Regions from separate parts of the Homo sapiens genome. Here region 1 is linked to region 2. Evidence: read pairs that join two places in POLR2A ChIA-PET (ENCODE). Cell type or tissue: Panc1. All regions are shown on one strand. Each heading gives the region's core, and the rest is flanking DNA. Links, peaks and the distances in the headings are about the cores only.

Region 1 (2,905 bases), core at 209-2,708, 66 kb before region 2:
GAGTCAAGAAATGAGCCATTCAAATGTGACTGCAGTTATTGCCTTTATCACAGGTGGGATTCTTCTTCTTCTTTTTTTTTTTTTTTTTTTTTGAAGTGGGGTCCCACTCTGTTGCCCAGGCTGGAGTGCAGTGGCATGATCTCGGCTTACTGCAACCTCTGCCTCCCAGGCTCAGGTGATCCTTCCACCTCAGCCTCTTGAGTAGGTGGGACTACAGGCGCATGCCACCATGTCAGGCTATTTTTTTTTTTTGTATTTTTGGTAGAGACCGGGTTTCACCATGTTGCCCAGCCTTGTCTTGAACTCCGGAGCTCAAGCGATCCACCTGCCTCAGCCTCCCAAAGTGCTGGGATTACAGGTGTGAGCCACTGGGCCCAGCCAGGATCCTTCTAAGAATGCTAGAATGGATAATTATGATACAGAGCCAACTTAGCCATAAACCTTATTTTGTACTATTCTTTCTTGCTGGTAATTTTTATGCAATAGGTTGAGAAAGCTACTCTATGCTAGGATAGACTACATCAGTAATTCTGATAACATATGATGAATTCTGTAATGTCTTCTTGAATCTTTTCCTTTCTTGATACCAGTAATTTATAAGGAATCTGTGTAGTTTGAATGTATTTGAATGACTTCAATGTACTTTAGCTCTACCAATTTGACCCAAAGAAATACCAATAGATCTTAAGTATTCCTGGGTTTTAGAAGCCTGTTGTCAGTGAAATGATGAAACTCAACATTAGAAACTTGACACAGAGTAACTTGTGGGGAAGGAATGCAAAAAGAAAAAAAAAATTGGGTAGTTTGGCTGGAGCGTAATAATTAGGGCAGATAATTGGTTTTCCAAAATTTGAATTGTGGCTGGGAGCCATGGCTCACTCGTGTAATCCTAACAGTTTAAGAGGCCGAGATAAGCCAGGTGCTGTGGCTCACACCTGTAGTCCCAGCACTTTGGGAGGCCAAGGCTGGCAGATCACCTGAGGACAGGAGTTCGAGACCAGCCTGGCCAACATGGTGAAACCCTGTTTCTACTAAAAATACAAATATTATAGCCAGGTGTAGTGGCGGGCACTTGTAGTCCCAGCTACTTGGGAGGCTGAGTCAGGAGAATTGCTTGAACCCGGGAGACGGAGGTTGCAGTGAGCTGAGATCATGCCACTGCACTCCAGTCTAGGTGACAGAGCAAGATTCTGTCTCAAAAAAAAAAAAAAAAAAGAGGCCTATGTGGGAGGATCACTTGAGCCCAGGCGTTCGAGACCAATATAGCAAGACCTCATCTCTACAAAAAATAAATTAAGCCAGGTGCGGTGGCTCACGCCTGTAATCCCAGCACTTTGGGAGGCTGAGGTGGGCAGATCACCTGAGGTCGGGAGTTCAAGACCAGCCTGACCAACATGGAGAAACACCCTCTCTACTAAAAATACAAAAATTAGCTGGGCATGATGGCTCACACCTGTAGTCCCAGCTACTCGGGAGGCTGAGGCAGGAGAATTGCTTGAACCTGGGAGGCAGAGGTTGCGGTGAGCTGAGATCGCACCATTGTACTCCAGCCTGGGCAACAACAGCGAAACTCAGTCTCAAAAATAAAATAAAAGTCCCTCTCCCTCTCCCCCTCTCCCCCTCCCCCCTCCCCTCTCCCTCCACCTCCCCCTCCCCCTCTCTTTCCACGGTCTCCCTCTCCCTCTCTTTCCACGGTCTCCCTCTCCCTCTCTTTCCATGGTCTCCCTCTCCCTCTCTTTCCACGGTCTCCCTCTGATGCCCAGCCCAAGCTGGACTGTACTGCCGCCATCTCGGCTCACTGCAACCTCCCTGCCTGATTCTCCTGCCTCAGCCTGCCCAGTGCCTGCGACTGCAGGCGCGCGCCACCACGCCTGACTGGTTTTCGTATTTTTTTGGTGGAGACGGGGTTTCGCTGTGTTGGCCGGGCTGGTCTCCAGCTCCTAACCGCGAGTGATCTGCCAGCCTCGGCCTCCCGAGGTGCTGGGATTGCAGACGGAGTCTCGTTCACTCAGTGCTCAATGTTGCCCAGGCTGGAGTGCAGTGGCGTGATCTCGGCTCGCTACAACCTCCACCTCTCAGCCGCCTGCCTTGGCCTCCCAAAGTGCTGAGATTGCAGCCTCTGCCCGGCCTCCACCCTGTCTGGGAAGTGAGGAGCGTCTCTGCCTGGCCGCCCATTGTCTGGGATGCGAGGAGCCCCTCTGCCCGGCCGCCCAGTCTGGGAAATGAGGAGCCTCTTCCCGGCCGCCATCCCATCTAGGAAGTGAGGAGCGTCTCTGCCTGGCCGCCCATCGTCTGGGATGTGGGGAGCCCCTCTGCCCGGCCGCCCAGTCTGGGAAGTGAGGAGCGCCTCTTCCCGGCCGCCATCCCGTCTAGGAAGTGAGGAGCGTCTCTGCCCAGCCGCCATCGTCTGAGATGTGGGGAGCGCCTCTGCCCCGCCGCCCCGTCTGGGAGGTGAGGAGCGTCTCTGCCCGGCCGCCCCGTCTGAGAAGTGAGGAGCCCCTCTGCCCAGCAGCCGCCCCGTCTGGGAAGTGAGGAGCGTCTCTGCCCGGCAGCTGCCCCGTCTGGGAAGTGAGGAGCATCTCCGCCTGGCAGCCGCCCCGTCCGGGAGGTGGGGGGCAGCCCCCGCCCAGCCAGCCGCCCCGTCCGGGAGGTGGGGGGCGCCTCTGCCCGGCCACCCCTTCTGGGAAGTGAGGAGCCCCTCTGCCCGGCCGCCACCCCGTCTGGGAGGTGTACCCAACAGCTCATTGAGAATGGGCCATGATGACGATGGCGGTTTTGTCGAGTAGAAAAGGGGGAAATGTGGGGAAAGAGAGAAATCAGATTGTTGCTGTGTCTGTGTAGAAAGAAGTAGACGTAGGAGACTCCATTTTGTTCTGTACTAAGAAAAGTTCTTCTGCCTTGGGAT
Region 2 (2,905 bases), core at 228-2,727:
GGGGAGCCTCAGGCAGGAGAATCACTGGAACCTGGGAGGCAGAGGTTGCAGTGAGCTGAGATTGTGGCACTGCACCCAGTCTGGGCCACAGAGCGAGACTCCATTTGAAAAAAAAAAAGACATGCTTGATACAGCCATCTGCAGGGGTCTCAGACTCCCAGCCAGCAGGCCATAGATGCGTTTTGCTGTTTCATGGGGTGTAAGTTTTAAATCTTTTTGCAAATGCCTGAAGCAGAGCATGATTGTAATCTCTAGTTGGCTGCAGGCCCCACCATTCCCTATTGCCTTACAGCAGGCCACTCCCATATTTGTGTTATCTGCTGGCTCCATATTTTGTACTCTGATTTCTAGTTCCCATGTGCAGAGAGCACAGCCTGGGTGGCCTTGTCTTCTGTGACTTTGCAGTCATTCATTATACCTCCAAATCCACTCTGCTTACCTGCTGGCTTTCTGAGAGTAAGTTGCACACCATGTCTAACCGTGGTCCTCCACTGCCCCGCCTTCTCAATTGCAGAACTCCCCTCTGAGGTGTGAGGGGAACCACATCACACTTGTGGAACCCCTTTCCAAGTGCTTCTTTCCCATCGCGTCATCGCAAACCCTTAAAAAGTGGGGGGACAGCTATTCCTCCTGTTTTAGAGATGGGAACACCAAAATGGATGACGTGGCTCACATGAGCACATGCTTGTGAGTGGCAGAGTCTGGGACAGGAGCCAAACCTTCTGTCTCCTACCCAGCTCCCTTTTTGGTCCATCCTCTGCCTGGACAGGGCCTTCGGGAAGTCCAGGGCTGGAGTGAACATTGGCCTTTTGGGAAAGATGCTCATCCACTCACACAACAGATATTTAATGTGCACCTATTACATCCAGGCCAAATACTAGACACAGGAATGTAGGGGGATGAAAGAATGAGGCATTAACCCTGCCCTTGGAGAGCAATTGGCTAGGAGAGGACATGAAGTCTGCACCAACAACTGCCATCAGAAAGAAAGTGACCAGCCCCTGGGAGAGGGACTGATGGGACATGCCTGGGTGGTTGGGCTCATCTCTTCAGTTTACGAGCGGGGTTGTTTTGCCTTTCCCATAAATATCAGGATGTTAAGTTTCATGTTGACACTGGCAGTGAAGTGATTCTTTCAAACAATGTGAGCATGAGTGCTCTGTTCTTCAGGGAATAAGCTTTTTATTTCAGTTTTAAGTGAACTCCAGATAGCAAAGTGACAGTCAGTTAGCTAAGTTCCCCTCATGACTTGCTAATGAGGACACGTGTCCTTTTGTGTGTGATAGAGTTAAGGGCTGATTAATTGGTACCCAACTCTCAGGCCATGGCTCTGAATTTGGGAGGATGCTTTGTTTACAATCTTTGCAAACTACTCATGACTCACATTCTGTCATTATTTACTTTCATTTTGGCTGCAGATGTTCTAGAACTTGCATTTATTTAAGTGCTAAATAGTCTTGTAACATTAGCTTCCAGGGTTTTAAAAACTCTTTTCTTCACAAGGTTAGTTGCGTCCAATGCAGTGAGTACTGTAAAAAGTCTGGTGCCCAGGCAGGGAGGGAAGAAACTTCACACACAGCTGGAGCCAGGGGTAGAATCACTGTGTTGAAATGGTCCCTAAACCTTGGGCAGAGCCCAGGGCTCCCCTTGGATTGCCACAGACACTACAAGCTTTGCAAGTCCAAAATTGACCAGGTCTCTGAGTGAGAATCAGGGGCTTGAGCAACTTCGCACTTGCAAGGGAGGGTCTCAGGGTGAGGGTCTTGCACGGGTGCCCTGTGCTGCATGCTTGTTTAGAGGAGCCCTTTTCCTGATTCCCACAAGGCCACTGGGTAGGGGCAGCTGGAAGTGGCCTGAGAGTCTCCTCTGTCCTGCACTTCGACATCTGATCATCAGAAAGTCCTCTAGATTCTTCTCCAAAATATAGCTTCACCGTGTCCATGCCTGCCATCTCCATGGCCACGGGCCCTGACCAGGTCACCTCATCTCTTGCCCAGAGGCTCCTCCTCCTAGCTGGTCTGTCCTCCTCACGCCACACCCCTGCTCCTCATCTTCATCTAGTATCCTTCTTTTTTTTTTTTTAAGAGACATGGTCTCACTCTGTTGCCCAGGCTGGAGGGCAGTGGTGTGATCATAGCTCACTGCAGCCTCAAACCCCTGGGCTCCAGTGATCCTCCCACCTCAGCCTCCTGAGTAGCTGGTGCTATAGGCACACACCACCACACCTGGCTAATTTGTTATATATATGTGTGTGTGTGTGTGTGTGTGTGTGTGTGTATGTGTGTGTGTATATAATATATATATATATATATATATTTTTTTTTTTTTTTGTATAGATGGGGGTCTCCCTATGTTGCCCAGGCTGGTCTTGAACTCCTCACCCTAAGCGATCCTCCAGCCTTGGCCTCCTAGAGTGCCGGGATTACAGGTGTGAGCCATCGCGTCTGGCCTAGTATCCAGTTTTTTAAAAGAACAAACCTGGTCATGCTGCTCACTCTTCTTAAGCCCCTTTTGTGTCTTTTTCTTGTTCTCAACATCAAAATTCAGATCATAACCAAGGCCCGGGACATGTAGCTCAGTCCCACCTCACCCTCCATCCTCCACGACTGGCCCTTCCCAGCCTCACAGGCCTGAAGCCGACCGGAAGCAAGGCAGGATGTTGCTTCCCGCAGCCTTTGCGTGGGCCACGGCCAATGCGCAGAGTGGCTTCCTCCAGACCCTGGTGTGGCCGGCTCCTTCTCATCCTTCAGGTCTCAGGCTGTGTGTTAGCTCCTGAGGAGGGGACCGAACCCCTCGAGGCAGCCCCTTCCCCCTCATTCACAGCCTGCCACCCCAGGGCTGCCCATTGCTCATGGCCAATCCATGCCTTTGTCATAAAAACACAGATTGGAGGCCGGGCGCAGTG

Evidence for each region. Peaks named below come from ENCODE experiments on the same cell type or tissue, not always from the same donor. Only the 100,000 strongest peaks of a DNase experiment are listed, where the experiment ranks them.
Region 1: POLR2A ChIA-PET joins it to region 2 with 13 read pairs; 4 of 35 experiments call an interaction of 5 or more read pairs at or near these places.

The regions. Positions count from the first base shown.
Region 1 is chr10:119,559,260-119,562,164 of GRCh38, reverse strand. No RefSeq gene overlaps it. Among named protein-coding and RNA genes, the nearest start is that of RGS10, 18 kb to the right of the region's middle. In Panc1, for the core only: no CTCF peak of the experiment used is centred there; no DNase peak of the experiment used is centred there.
Region 2 is chr10:119,493,129-119,496,033 of GRCh38, reverse strand. No RefSeq gene overlaps it. Among named protein-coding and RNA genes, the nearest start is that of RGS10, 48 kb to the left of the region's middle. In Panc1, for the core only: no CTCF peak of the experiment used is centred there; a DNase peak (open chromatin) is centred at 1,243.